Linked DNA regions of Homo sapiens: region 1 is linked to region 2. A link is a contact called in ENCODE Hi-C or POLR2A ChIA-PET data. All regions are on one chromosome and are shown on one strand. The core of a region is the stretch at or near the end of the contact, and the rest is flanking DNA. Distances in the headings are between cores, read along the strand shown.

Region 1 (7,332 bases), core at 2,805-5,304, 590 kb before region 2:
AAATGCATCCAATTCAGAATCAAATAAACATGTCTGGGCCCACAGCCAAGGATAATTCTTGGATTGGACTTTTATCAGGAACCTAAATTTTAACCAGCTGGAACTTCTCTTTTCCAAGTACCACCCTATTCCTTCCTACCTTTTGTGATGAAGTATTTGCCTTAAATGGGAAACTTGCATTTCATTGTAAAGATGATGCCAGCATCCTGGCTTCCCGAATTCCTGAAGGAGTAGTGTTTTCTTGCAGGGGGAGTAGGAATTATGTTCCAGGGATAATAGACCAGAGAAGGTGGACCCCATTTAGGTAAGGAGGCAAGAAATGTTCCCTCCTCCCCCACTGCAGGAAAAGCCACTAAATACAAACCTGTGGGAGTAGATTCCTAACTCCTTGTTCCATAAAAAGGCTTCTAGACCAGCAAGACAAGGGGAGGGAGAACTTCAGTATGAGTGACTGACACAATTAAAGTTATGAACCAAACTTGCTTCTAGTTGCAAACAAAACCATTCCACTCTAGAAGCAAGAGCCAGTGTAAATGAGGATGGTGTGGTCCCTCTGGAGGTTTTACAAATCATTACTTCTGTGTGAACACAGTATTTATTACTCAAAGAGCAACCTTACCTGGCAAGGACCCTAAGAGAATTTTTTTTAAGTAGTTGAGGAAGTGTGCCCACAACTCATTTCTAAAACACTGACCTGTGTTCAAGATGGTATCAGCCTCTTAATTGCCCCACTAATAATGGGGAGGTTGTGAAACCTGACCACTTAAACCAGGCCAGCCCATGGCTCCTCTGGGAGCAGCCCCGAAGGGTCTGTTAGCAGGGCTGCAGAGGGTTGGCTGGCTGTAGTCACCTTGCAAGTCTTGCAAAAATACACATTCCTGCAAGGGCAAGGGTTCCTGAAACAAATGTTGCCTGGAGATCAAGGGGGTCATTTGCTCAGCTCTGCTCCAGCACCTAAATCCAGTTTCTCAGGACTTGGTGCTGCACCTTGCTGCCCCCTCTCAGGTTCTGAGTATGGCCCAGGCCCACAGAAAGCCTCCTCTGATTTGCATCACATATAGTCGACCCTTATCCTTTTATGTTCCTACAGCCCCACTGTAAGCAACCTTAGAGCTGAGGCCAACATCTATGGACTAAGTACCTCTTATTTGGTAGGGGACCCAAACATGAATCAAATACTCTAGTCACTGTGTACCAGTACTTCCTAGCTGACTCCCTGACAGAGCAACTTCTAGAAGACATGACCTAGGGAGGTGTGGACAGGGACAATTTTTTGCAGAAGTGATGCTAGGGCCGAGAAAGGAAGCTGCAGAGGTGTAAAGGAACACAGGCAGGAACAGCATGTGCAAAGACAATGGACCTTGATGCCCTGATCTTTGCCTCTACTTCTTAAAATCTATCAGGAAATACAGGATTTAGCAGGAAGGCAGCAGGGTCTAATTTGGTTCAGCCAATATTTACAGGGCTCTGACGCCACCAAGATGAGGTTCAGTGCCTGGCTAAAGAAACTAGTCTGAAGACATAGAAGTGAACAAATACTGACAAAGCTGTCTGATGAGACTAAAGTGCAAGGACCTGCATGAGAAGGTAAAGCAAGGGGCATGGCATTCAGGAGGGCTTCCCTGAGGAGGTACCACCTGAACTGAGTCTTAAGATAGGCAAGGAATTCTCAAGGGAGGAAAAGGCATCCTGGGAGGAGGGAAAAGCATGTCTTGGAAGCACAGAGGGCATCCATCCGGAGTTAGGAGCAGGATGAGAAGGGTAGGGGGTGAGGCTGGAAAGGGTGGGAATGCAAAGCATGTGGGGAAACTGGGTCCATGAAATCCACCAAGCAGCAAATCCAGGAGACAAGGAACCATGTATCAGCCTGGATGAGCCTGGAATCTGGAACATGGCCCAGAGGCCTCTACGATCGTCCAGGAGGCGAATGAGGATGACCCAAGGAAACGATTGGTGGGGCCAAGGCAGGAGCAGCTGAGAAAAGTCACCCCCAACTAGGGGCTGTGGTGGAGAAAACGTCAGCATAAGTGTGAGGTGACTGGGACAGAGCCACCATTTTATGAGGGTGCAGGTTTGGGAGAGGAGAACACACTCGCACAGGTAGAAGAAAATCACCAGCCTGGCTCCGTCAGGGCACTACCATACCCCACAGCATGGAAACTTCACGAGTTTTGTACAGTGGCATAAGAAGCCACCTTGGCAACTGCAGCAAAACAGTGAATCGGACTGATTTACCTACGCCATCACATGAACACTCAAAATAAAACGCCTGTGATATTGTAGTCATTCAAAAGCCAATAGGAGTCTAAATCCAAAATTCTAGTAGGATCCTTAAGTCAACACGAGATCCTCCTTGAGGAAACTTGCTAGCTACTAAAATTTTTTTAAACAATAAAACAAGAGCAGTAATGTTTTACTGAAATGGAACACAGTAAGAAAATGTGATGCTTTACTCAACTAGGAAGGAATGACAGAGCCTAATGGGGCGGGGGGGCGGGGGGGGAAGGGGGTGGCGGGGGCGGAGGCAGAGCAGGGGTCATAGCCGTCTCCATAGCTTAGCTACTGAGTCTGAAGACATCCCAGCTGTCTGGCTCACACCTGGTTTTCTGCACCACATTTCTTGGGACTGTGGGGCAAGTGAGCTTGGAGGCACCAGCCTGCGTGCCTAAGGGAGTGTTATGTCCTAGGTTTTGGCTGTGCTGAGGCTGTTTAGAGCCACCCAGAAGAGGCTGAGTCAACGTTCGCCTAAGCAAACCACTCCATACCTATCCCTCAGCCCAGCAATACTAAGGAAATTCTCATTTCATCCCATTTTTCATATGAAGAAATTGAGGCTCATGGCTCCCCAGGAGCAGAGCCAAGGTCATGTCCCTGCTGCCTGAGTGCAAAGCCTACGTTTTCTCCACAAGCTTAAGGCCGTGAGTGCCCTGACGCCGGGCCCACCCGGGCCTCGGTGGGAGACTCGGGGCAGACGGACATCATCTCCAGGTTCTGGGGCCGCCCAAGGCCAGAAGCCCAGGTAGGGAGCAGGGAAGCTGAGAGGGGAATGGCAATCACCCGCGCCCATCGCCCAGACAGTGTCAAAGGAGCGCTCGGTTCCACGAAGACGGCTCAATGCACACGGCGAAAGTCTGGGCACCTCTCCAGTCTCGTCTCAGGCACCTCACCCAGATGACACCCACGCGGCCCTTTGGCGGAAAAATATCCGCAACTCGAAGCAGGGAAGGAGGATATCAGCCGCGAGACCTTCACAAGACGAAGGGCTGAACCGGGAGGCGAAGTTTCTCAGGAGGTCCCGGAGTCAGAGGAGGGGTAGGAGTGGGGTGACGGCCCCAGGCGAGGAGGAACAAAGCTACTAGAAGAGCGGGGCGCATCCCTCCCCGGTGCTCCAAGTCCCCTCTCCGGCCGCCCGGGCCTTAGCAGGGTTGTGGACTGAAAGTCCGGGAGAATACCCCCTTCCCTCTCCAAAGCGCAACCCGGTCCGGGTGGCTCGGGGGATCCCAGCCCGGGACACGCAGCCCTGGGACGAAGGAGGTCCCGGGCCAAGAACAAAGGGTGGGGCGCCCGGCCCAGCCCCGCCGCCCCTCACGCCCGCCCTCTGAATGGGACCCCGGCCGGCGGCCGCACCTCATTAGCAACACAAAGCCGGGGTCGGGCAGCCGCTTTCATCTCGGCCAGGGCCGGAGGACACGCGTCCGGGGAGGGAAACCAGGAGGATGCGCGGGAGGAGTGAGACCCAGGCCGGCCGCGGACCCCGCGAAGAGCAGACAGGTTGGCGCGGGCTCGCCTCCCCGCGAGCACCTGTGCGCGCTGCGTCCCCCGCGAGTTGGCGACGGCAAGAAACCCGCCGCCCTCGCCTTACCCTCCAGCCACAGGTGTCGGCGCCCCGCGCGCGGCCGGACCCGCCAGCGGCCACAGCCAGCTGCGAGCCGTTGAGGCAGGCGTTGACCGTAAAGAAGACGGAGCAGAGCTGCAGCCACGGGGCCATGGCCGTGCGCTCGCCCAGCCAGGCCGTTCTCTGCGCCCCGGCCGCCCGCCGCTGGCCAGCCCCGAGTGGGCGGTGGCCGCGGCGGCCGCGGCGGCAGCGAAGGGGACCGCACTGGGCATGCGTTGCCAGCCCGGGCCCCGCCCCCACCCTCAGTCCTCGTGTGCTGGCCCCGCCCCCACAGCCTGGCCCTCCAGTTGTGGCCCTGCCCCCGTAGACCACGCCCCTCTGGTCACGCCCCCCAAGCCCCCACTGAGACTCTGGCAGCCGCAGTTTCTTCCCCCTCACTTAGTAGATCTTTTTTTAATCCAAAGGATTTGTCCAAGTGATGCTCACTCTATGCAAAACCTGAGGAAAACACAAAGAATGTAATAATAATAATTTTAATAATAATTTAATAAACACCTGCTATGTGCCAGACCCCTTTCTGTATACGCCCAACCACACAAGGAAGTGTATTATTGTTATCCCAGTTTTAGGCGCAGAAAAGTTAGGGGAACGTGACAGAGAAATCCTGGCTCCACATTTACTAGTAGGACTTTGGACAAAAGGCTTGCTGTCTCCACAATACTTCCTCACCACAACCCCCCGTCCCCCTCACCCTCCTGGAAGCTAGAATAAGTATCCTAGTCTGGGGAGAGTTCTGTTGGTTGAAACATAACAAGTGCTCCATAAAGGCTACAATCTATCATTAACTGACTCTCATAAGGTCACACAGCTGTTACCTGCCAGACCTGAGATCCAATCCAGACCTGACTAAAAACAATACTCTCAGCTACTACACTTGTCAAACATAACCTCATGAAGTGGATATTATTTCTGTTTGGAAGAGGAAACTGAGGCTCAGAGAAGTGGAGTAGCCCAAGCTATCCAGAGTTTCACCGCACTCTTCCCAGCGCTTTGCCTTTTATCTGAGCACCTAAACTCTCCCACTTTGTCCCTCTCCACTACCCCCTTCCTCAAGAATACCACCTCCTCTTCCTAAGGGCTTTTTCTACTTCTGACTTTGTCCCCGTGTCCGATACATTTCTCCAGCCTGGATCCAAAGTTATCTTCCAAAAACACAAATCAGACTACTGACTTATCCCAATTAAAACTCTAGGCTGAGTGCAGTGGCCAATCCTAGAGGATCGCTTGAGTTCAGGAGTTAGAGGTAACAGTGAGCTATGATCCTGCCAACCGCACTGAAGCCTGAGTGACACAGTAAGACCCTGTCTCTAAAAACAAACAAACAAACAAACAAACAAACAAACCTACCACCACCACCACCAACAAAAAAAAACAGTAAAATTATGTGTTCTGTGTTTGGAGGAGGATTAATAAAAATAAAATCAATAAATAAAACTGTTCTATGGTGGCTCTTATGCAAAGGCCATTTAGAATAAAATCCATACTGGCTTTCTCTTCCACTCTGTCTTTACCACCTGGCTCCTGCTGCACAGAACTCCCCCCAGCCCCAGCCTTATCTTGGTCTTTTTGCCTCAGGAAACCTTGGAAATTGTCACCTCCGTCCATTCAACAGGGCAGCCTCCTCTATATGACTCTCCTTCCAGGGCCCAGAATCCCCTCCCTCTCCTTCTCTGGCCTGGCCTAAGCTCAGCCACTGCTAACACAGGATTCCTGCACTTTCTCTTGTGGCTTGTGTCTCCACCACCCTGCCCACACGTCCTTGGAGGGCTTAAGTGGAGGAAGAGAACTCTTCTTGGTAATGCTAGCAGAAGTCTTGGGGATTTGCTTGGAAGTAGCTACATCTAGAACCAAGGAGTAGAGCCAGCCTCACCTGAACTTCAGGGGCTGGAAGTGTGAAACAGTGCTTGCCCAAAGGAACACTGACATTATTGCCAGGGAGAGGGAGAATGGGTGCTGGGTTCCCCAAACAACAGCATCCACCTCAAGACCCAGATGCTGGGCAGAATTTTTTTTTTTTTTACCTCACTGCCTGGAATTCAGGAATTCAGCCAGACCCAGTGAGGTTTACCATACCCTCTTCAGACACCAGAATAGCTAGGATCCACAGAAGGCTGTTCTGGAGTAGCCTTCTGTGAATAGACCTCAGGAAGCACATCACTCCTTTGGAGGAGCTGCTGGTTCAGTGCCTCCCTACCCTCCCTCACATTCTTGGTACTGTCCCTGGGTTGTTCTCAGCCCCCACAGCAAGGATGTCCAGCGTTTGGCCATGAGAGTCAGGGGTGCCAGGGGCTGAGATGAGGCCAGGACCATATGGGTTTTGGTGAAACAGGGAGGAAACAATGAGGCGACCAGCTCCTTAATCTATGTGACATTCCAGCCTATACATGCTTTATAACTTATTAAACAACCCCATGCTAAGGGACATCTGTTAGAATCAGTGATTCAAAAATACCCTAACACACTTACCTTGACACATTGATTCAATGATTTTATACATTTCTAGAATCAGAATTGCTGGATTATGCACATTTAAAATTGTCAAACTGTTCATTATGGTATTATCACCATCTTAATTGGCTTCTCTGGTTGCGAATGAGGTAGATCATGTTCCTATGTATTTGTTGGCCATTTGTATTCTTTCTCTTTTTTTTTCTTTGAGACGAAGTCTCACCCTGTCACCCAGGCTAGAGTGAGTGATGCAATCTTGGCTCACTGCAACCTCCGCTTCCCAGGTTCAAGCGATTCTCCTGCCTCAGCCTCCCGAGTAGCTGGGATTACAGGCGCGCAACACTGCACCCAGCTAATTTTTTGTATTTTTAGTAGAGACGTGGTTTCACCATGTTGGTCAGGCTGGTCTCGAACTCCTAACCTCAGGTAATCTGCCTGCCTCAGCCTCACAAAGTGCTAGGATTACAGACGTGAGCCACCACTCCTGGCCCATTTGTCCTCTTTCAGGAATTGGACTCCAGGAAAAGGAGCAGTACTTAGCACTTACAAGAGAAAGAGAACCTCAAGGAGAACATTGGTTAGAGAAAACTGTTTCTCCCTGGGTTTTACTCATGTCACCATATGATTGCATGACAGGGAAGGCAGAGCCCCACTCCTGCTCCCTTTCTGTCTGCACACCCACCCACTATTGAATTCCCTCCCATCCACAGCTCACTGCAGAATCTGGCAACCGACAGCCTCTGAAAACATGCTGCAGGGTTCAGAGAGAGCACAAGCTTTCCTGAAGCCATGTGGAGGGCACAAGAAGGAAAAGCCTTAAGCGTCCAGTCTAAAACATGCCTAGAATGACATCCCTCAGGACCAGGGATGGGGAGGCCCTCCTATTTCCTTTCTAGGAAGGCCACCAGCATGTATGTGAGTGGCAGGAGAGCCACAGACACCAAAGGGTCAAATCTGGTCAGGAAATTAAGGTTGTAAATTGGCATTTG
Region 2 (7,106 bases), core at 27-2,526:
GGCTGGACTGCAATGGCGCGATCTTGGCTCACCGCAACCTCCGCCTCCCGGGTTCAAGTGATTCTCCTGCCTCAGCCTCCCAAGTAGCTGGGATTACAGGCATGCGCCACCACGCCCGGCTAATTATGTATTTTTAGTAGAGACGGGGTTTCTCCATGTTGGTCAGGCTGGTCTCAAACTCCCGACCTCAGGTGATCCGCCTGCCTCGGCCCCCCCAAAGTGCTGGGATTACAGGCGTGAGCCACCGCGCCCGGCCTAATTGCTACTCTTTATTGAACAACATGGATTAACATTTTGAAGTCTCACCACATCAAGTGAATTAACTATTATTAACATGTCATCCATGAGAAAAAAGAGGCTTGAAAAAGTTTAGAAACTTGCTTAAGGTCACACAGTGGTGGAGCCTGTTATTGCAGGAATCTGAAGAATGAAGTCACCTTTGATTCTAAATGAGTAAGTCTCCTTCTCACTATTTTTTCTTAAAGTTTTCATTTAGCCCTTGCAAAGTCTTCCTTCTTTAGACCAATGACTCCTCATCTTGATATTGTAAGTGGGGGAAATACCCTCTTTTTTCACTTTGGAAATTATTCAATCTCTCTTTGGAAGAAACATGATTTTAAACTTTCTGGACGCTCCTTCTGTGGAAGAATCCGCGCAGGAGCCCTGGGGGCACATAATAGGTTCAGTGAGAAAGACTGTCATTCGAAATGGAATGCGGGAACTAAGATTTTTTTTTTCCGGGAAGAAAACATAACGAATTTAGCAGAGGGGAGAATGGTCCTTCTGTTAGGTGCACAAATCCTAAGACTTCAGGGAGTTTGGCGGCTCACACTTAAGGTAGCTGCGGGTGACTGTGTTGCCCACAGCTAAGATGGCTGCTAATGACCATCTCCTTTGGCTGGGTCTGTTCTTTTGCTCGCTAGTATTTTCATCGAGAATTAAACAGAATAAAATTTAGTAAAAGTTGGCACCCCCTTGCTAAGTAGATAAAATAAGAAGGTGGCACTGTTTGTTTGAAAAACCTTCTACGGCGCAAATTGTTCTTGCCCTTAACCAAAATGGTCGTTAAGGTTGTCCCGAGGTTTGAAGCTTCCAGCCCTTAACTAAGATGGCGCCTGGAGGCCCGTTAAAAATTACCTTGCCCTTTTTTCTGCCCTCTACCAACACGGCTTCCGTGGCGTCGTTCACGTGACATTCCTGGACTACGGCGCGGGAGAGGGGGTAGGAGGGCCCTTGAAGGGTGCGCGTTCCCGTGGCGGTGCACCGGGTAGGTTTCAGTCAGAGTCACTATGGCGGCCGGCGCTGGCAAGGTAAGCTGAGGCGGTGGTGGCGGCTAGGGAGGTAGGACCCGTCGTGGCGTCCTGGCTCCAAATCCTCGTAGCCTGCTTGCGGAGAGGTCGGCGGAGGTCGTGCCTAGCGGTGTGGGCTGGCGGGGGTCTGGCTGGAGGGGGCGACGGCTGAGGCGGGCGGGCTGAGGCGCCTGACGGCCGTTTGTTTTGATGTTTTCCCCACCAGGTCGGAAAGTTTCCTGCCTCGTCGGGCGCAGCTTGAGCTTGCCCCATCGGCCGCGATCGGTGGAGGCTGCGGCGGATCCAGCCCGGGGCCTCAAGGCCTCTCCCCAACCTCCGGGCCAGTCTCCCTCCCCCACCTTCTCGTCCGCCGGGAGCTGCGGCTGCCGTCCCTGAGATGCGACCCTCGCGGGGGCGACCCTGAGGGGAGGCGGCCCATGTGCTGAGCGGCGGCCCAGAAGCCTAGGCGTCCGGGGACCAACTTCCTGCCGCCTGGGAACTCGAGCCTCCCGGTGTCGCGCCTCGCTCGGTCCGCACCGGCCTGCGGAGCCGGGTCCCCGCCCTGGTCGCGGGGACGCTCGCCAGGTGCCCAGGAGTCCCGACTTGGCCACTGCCCGCGCCCCGCCGGCCTCCACGCCTCGCGCGGAGAACCTCAGCCACCGCCGTCTCGGATCGTGCCAGGCCGGGGACCGCGTCCCCCTTCCCGGGGCGGCCTCCGCTCAGCAGGGGCGATGCAGACTGTCCCGCCGGCCGTCTAGAGCCCCTCCGTCTCCGTCACCTCTCGCCCCTTCACTCCGGGCGAGGACTGGCGGTGGCTGCCCAGAGGTGCCCAGCCACACCTTCCTTCGGCCCAAAAGGACTTTCCTGGCCGCGCCGAACCGACCCTTCATTCATGCTGCAGTGCTGCAACGTTTCCGCCACCAAGGGGGAAAAGCGGCCGCGATCTCAAACCAAACACAAGAATTGGCGTGTGACTCATCTGCTTGGATACCTCCAGTCCCCAAACTGTGTTCCAGGAGTTTTCTTGGCCGAAGCTGCCCGATGTTTGAGCCTTTTCTTCCCAGAGAAGAAGATGGACTGAAAGCTGCCAGTTGGGGACTTTTTGTGATCACGGCGTTGCAGCGTTTTAAAGGAGGTGATGGGGCTTGCGCTGGCTTGTCTTCCCACCCAAGTGAAGAGTTGATGTTCACTGGTTATGCTTAGACAATGTGCAGTTTGTGTTAATTTAAAATTTTGGGTGGGATAGGGGCATAGGCTTGTGAAGGGCAGTCCGGATCCGGAGGAACTCCTCTTTGTCCCTGGTAGGAGAGACACCCCCAGTCTATCCTCGATGCCGTCAGCCTTGGCCATCTTCACTTGCCGCCCGAACTCGCACCCGTTTCAGGAGCGTCATGTCTACCTGGACGAGCCCATCAAAATCGGCCGCTCAGTGGCCCGCTGTCGACCAGCGCAGAATAATGCCACTTTTGATTGCAAAGTGCTATCAAGGAACCACGCTCTCGTCTGGTTTGATCACAAGACGGGCAAGGTAATGTCACCACATTGTCCAGCGGCATTGTTTAACAAACTTTTTTTCCCCTTTTGCCCTCCCTGAGAGGACTAATGTATGCAGGATCCCAGGGTTTGCATCCAGAGGAGGCTTTGCGCAAAGCCACGAATCAACTGTTTGTGTGCCTGGTTCTAGTGGAAATTTGATTGAGGTGGTTGAATGGAAAACAGAGAAGGTATTGTAATTAAAAGCCTCAGGAGGGCTATGGCATCTTGATAACGTGGTCATTCCCAGTGAAATCCCAAACTAGATAGTGAAACTTGGCGTCTTGCTTTTAGTCTGTTTAGAAAGGTGAATTCACAGTTCAGCGCTTTATTAAGCAAGCAGCAGTTCTCGAAGCAATTCGGGGAATCCGTGGCCATTATTATCCCGGGGCTCAAGTGTCTTAGTGGTGAAATGTAGTTAACACATAGCTTTAGGTGAGTTCAGATCAGGACCTTTCTAGTAAGGATAATTGCTGATATAAACCTAAGATTTTTGAAAGGTTTGATACATACTTGCCCTTGGAGGAGTAATTTGCAATAATCAAAGCTAATTTAATTAAGCATGAACAACTGTAACTTTATATATTTTCAGAGTTTTTTTTACAAGTTGGAGAACATACACATATTGCGTTTGAAAATCACTTTTTGATGTTCCCTGCAGCACTTATTAAGTACTTAATGCATACTTACAGAGGTGCTATTCAAAAGTTAGTGTTAGGAAATAAACTTACTTTCTGAAATTATACCCTATTCTGTCAATTATAGCATTACTTAAATGTGATACGATGAATTCAGTGCTTTTCATTTTAAGCGTAACCAATTTAGTATTTTTATGTTAGTATCGTAAGTTACTATACATGTATGTGCTTTTATTTTAAGAAGTGAAGAAAGAAATTAAGATCCTTTCCATTTTTAAAAACTGTTTATTTATGTTTGTGGAGAGTATACTAAAGAGCTCATCTTTGTGCCTAAACCTCAGGTTTTTAGCTGAGCTACTGAATCAGTTCCAACTTTAAGTTATGTAAGACTAATAGGACTGTCTCAGGTTTCACCTCCTGACTTTTTGCCCCTCTTTCTGAGTTAAATAATTAAATCTTTCTTAAAGGAAGAACTTAAGTCTTCAAGAATATGTTTTGAAATGAAAGAAACCTGAGCCTCAAAAGGAAGAGAAAAAAATGATACTTCGGCAGCTACTGATTTAAGGAATTATTTTGTAAATTATTTTTTAAAGAAAGGAGGAAAAGATTGTCCAAGTGCTGTGTGCTGCATAATATCTATACTTTACGTGTAGGATGAGAACTGAAGAGTATGTTAACTTTTCTGTTTAACACCAGATCCTCATTTACCTGTGGAACAGACCCTTCACTCGCTCCTCGCAAGCTGAAGTTAGGGTGCCTAAAATACTTCATAGATTACTCGTAATCCTTTTTTTTTTTTTTTGAGACAGATTTTTGCTCCTGTCACCCAGGCTGGAGTGCAGTGGCGCTATCTCAGATCACTGCAACCTCTGCCTCCCGGGTTCAAGTGATTCTCCTGCCTCAGCCTCCAAAGTAGCTGGTATTACAGGCACACGCCACCATGCCTGGTTAATTTTGTATTTTTAGTAGAGACAGGGTTTCACCATGTTGGCCAGGCGGTCTTGAACTCCTGACCTCAGTTGATCCACCTGCCTCAACCTCCCAAAGTGCTGGGATTACAGGCGTGAGCCACTGCACCTGGCCCTCATAATTCTTTAAAATGAATATTCATAGAACTCATTTTTCCAGCAGTTGAATTCAAACATCAGTTTACTACTAAGTAGTGCCTTAACTCAACCAGCTTTTACATTTTCACCATTTTATGTTCTTGGGCAACAGGTCTAAACTAATCAGACAACAGGTTGGCTCACAGTACATACTCTGCGAATGCACTTTCTTTGATGAAACACTCGAAGGGGACTCCCATTTTTTGTTTTACTTATTTGAAAAATACTGATTTCATGCCCAGTGCTTTCCATGGCTGTACTAAAACTCTCACAATAGGTTATTTTGAGATAACTAAGAATAGGTCAGTAGTGACTGTTTCATGAATTGAGATGACATGTTAATATTTGTTTTTTTTCTTTGAGATGGAGTCTCGCTCTGTGGCCAGGCTAGAGTGCAGTGGCGCAACCTCAGCTCACTGCAACGTCTGCCTCCTGGGTTCAAGCGATTCTTGTGTCTTAGCCTCCTGAGTAGCTGGGATCACAGGCGCATGCCACCATGCCCAGCTAATTTTTATATTCTTCGTAGATACTGGGTTTCACCATGTTGGCCAGGGTGGTCTTGAACGCCTGACCTCAAGTGATCCACCCTCCTCGGCCTCCCAAAGTGCTGGAATTACAGGCATAAGCCACCACACCCGGCCATGAAATTAGTTCTTCAGAAAAACTTATCTTTGAATGGTAGATATGGCTTATTTCTACCATTTTCACTTTTTTCCTCCTGCTTTATTAGCTAAAATAACACGCAGGCTATGAGACCACTACTTTAGATATAGATGTAATTATTGATTATTATACCACTTAATCTAGTTATAGCGGATGCTCTGTCAGATCTTACCATGTCATTGAATTGTTTTAGGAATTAACTATTTAAAGTTTTGGTTTGGACAGATAGTAGGTTTTAATTGAGCATCTATTATGTGCCAGACACTGTGAGGGATACAGTTCCAAAGAAAACCCACAGTGCGACCAAATAGTTCTCGTATGAAATTTGCAGTGTCTGTAGTCCCACCTACTCGGGATGCTGAGGCACGAGGGTTGCTTGAGCCCAGGAGTTTGAGGTTGCAGTGCTGTGATTATGCCACTGCACTCCAGCCTGGGTATCAAAGCAAGACCCTGTCTCTTAAAAAAAAAAAAAGAATCCCTTCAGAGAAGGAGTTTCGTTCTTGTTGCCCAGGCTGGAGTGCAATGGCGCGATCTTGGCTCACCACATCCTCTCCCTCCTGGGTTCAAGTGATTCTCCTGCCTCAGCTTCCCGAGTAGCTGGGACTACAGGCATGCGCCACCACGCGTGGCTAATTTTGAGTTTTTAGTAGAGACAGGGTTTCTCCATGTTGGTCAGGCTGGTCTTGAACTCCCAACCTCAGGTGATCCACCCACCTCAGCCTCCCAAAGTGCTGGGATTACAGGCATGAGCCACCGCGCCCGGCCAGGTTTTTTTTTTTTTTTAAACATCTGGGGATGATAATGGTACCTATTATTGTTTTGAGAATTGAGGTAATTATATAAATCACTTAGCACCCTGTCCCTGGCTCTTACTAAGCACCCAATACTCAGCAGAGAGGGTGTTTAGTGGGGAAGAGGGAACTATTTAGACAACACTGTGCAATTTGCTATAGTGCTATGGAGTCTTAGGAAGGTGATGAGAAATTATTTTCTTTAATGTGATGGCATATATAGAATAAATTTTGTTTTTGTTTTTGTTTTTTGTTTTTTTGAGACGGAGTCTGGCTCTGTCACCCAGGCTGGAGTGCAGTGGTGCGATCTCAGCTCACTGCAACCTATACCTTCTGGATTCAAGAGATTCTCCTACCTCAGCTTCTCAAGTAGCTGAGATTACAGGCATTCATCACCATGCCTGGCTAATTTTTGTATTTTTAGTGGAGACAGGGTTTCACCATGTTGGCCAGGCTGGTCTCAAACTCCTGACCTCAGGTGATCCACTTGCCTCGGCCTCCCAAAGTGCTAGGATTACAGGCATGAGCCACTGTGCTTGGCCAGAAGAAATTTTTAAAATTGAAACTGATGTAGTTGATAACTTTGTCTAAATTGGCAGTTTACCTGGGCGGTCGACAATTGGGGTAATATGTGCTTTGGGTGACTTTCACTTTGTGGTGACTGTTGCATTCTGCATTGTCCATTATGGGAGGCTCATTAAAAGTTGGAAGAAGGCCGGGCGCGGTGGCTCACGCCTGTAATCCCAGCACTTTGGGAGGCCGAGGCGGGTGGATCATGAGGTCAGGAGATCGAGACCATCCTGGCTAACAAGGTGAAACCCCGTCTCTACTAAAAATACAAAAAATTAGCCGGGCGCGGTGGCGGGCGCCTGTAGTCCCAGCTACTCGGGAGGCTGAGGCAGGAGAATGGCGTGAACCCGGGAAGCGGAGCTTGCAGTGAGCCGAGATTGCGCCACTGCAGTCCGCAGTCCGGCCTGGGCGACAGAGCGAGACTCCGTCTCAAAAAAAAAAAAAAAAAAAAAGTTGGAAGAAATAGGCCAGGCTTGGTGGCTCATGCCTGTAATCCAGCACTTGGGGAGGCTGAGG

What was found. Hi-C counts contacts between places; a loop is a spot of excess contacts on that map. ChIA-PET counts read pairs that join two places held with the same protein, here RNA polymerase II (POLR2A). Pooled maps may share reads with other maps.
Region 1: a loop to region 2 is called in a map of heart left ventricle, with 7 times the contacts of the local background. The contact joins the promoter of IL17RD here to the promoter of SLMAP in region 2. A Hi-C loop is called at or near these places in 4 of 168 maps with a recorded cell type or tissue (PC-9, chondrocyte, gastrocnemius medialis and 1 more), 5 of 37 single-sample maps with no recorded cell type and 16 of 50 pooled maps. POLR2A ChIA-PET finds 5 or more read pairs at or near these places in 3 of 52 experiments (PC-9, WTC11 and activated CD4-positive, alpha-beta T cell).

Annotation. Positions count from the first base shown.
Region 1 is chr3:57,161,299-57,168,630 of GRCh38, forward strand. It overlaps IL17RD (interleukin 17 receptor D), which reads right to left and starts at 4,055. Exons shown (of 13, transcript NM_017563.5): 1 at 3,863-4,055. The coding sequence starts at 3,988. RefSeq lists silencers at 3,834-4,173, 4,194-4,243.
Region 2 is chr3:57,755,033-57,762,138 of GRCh38, forward strand. It overlaps SLMAP (sarcolemma associated protein), which reads left to right and starts at 1,277. Exons shown (of 25, transcript NM_001377540.1): 1 at 1,277-1,310; 2 at 1,516-2,817. The coding sequence starts at 2,620. RefSeq lists enhancers at 383-1,285, 875-1,154, 1,185-1,364, 1,286-2,187 and a silencer at 1,735-2,014.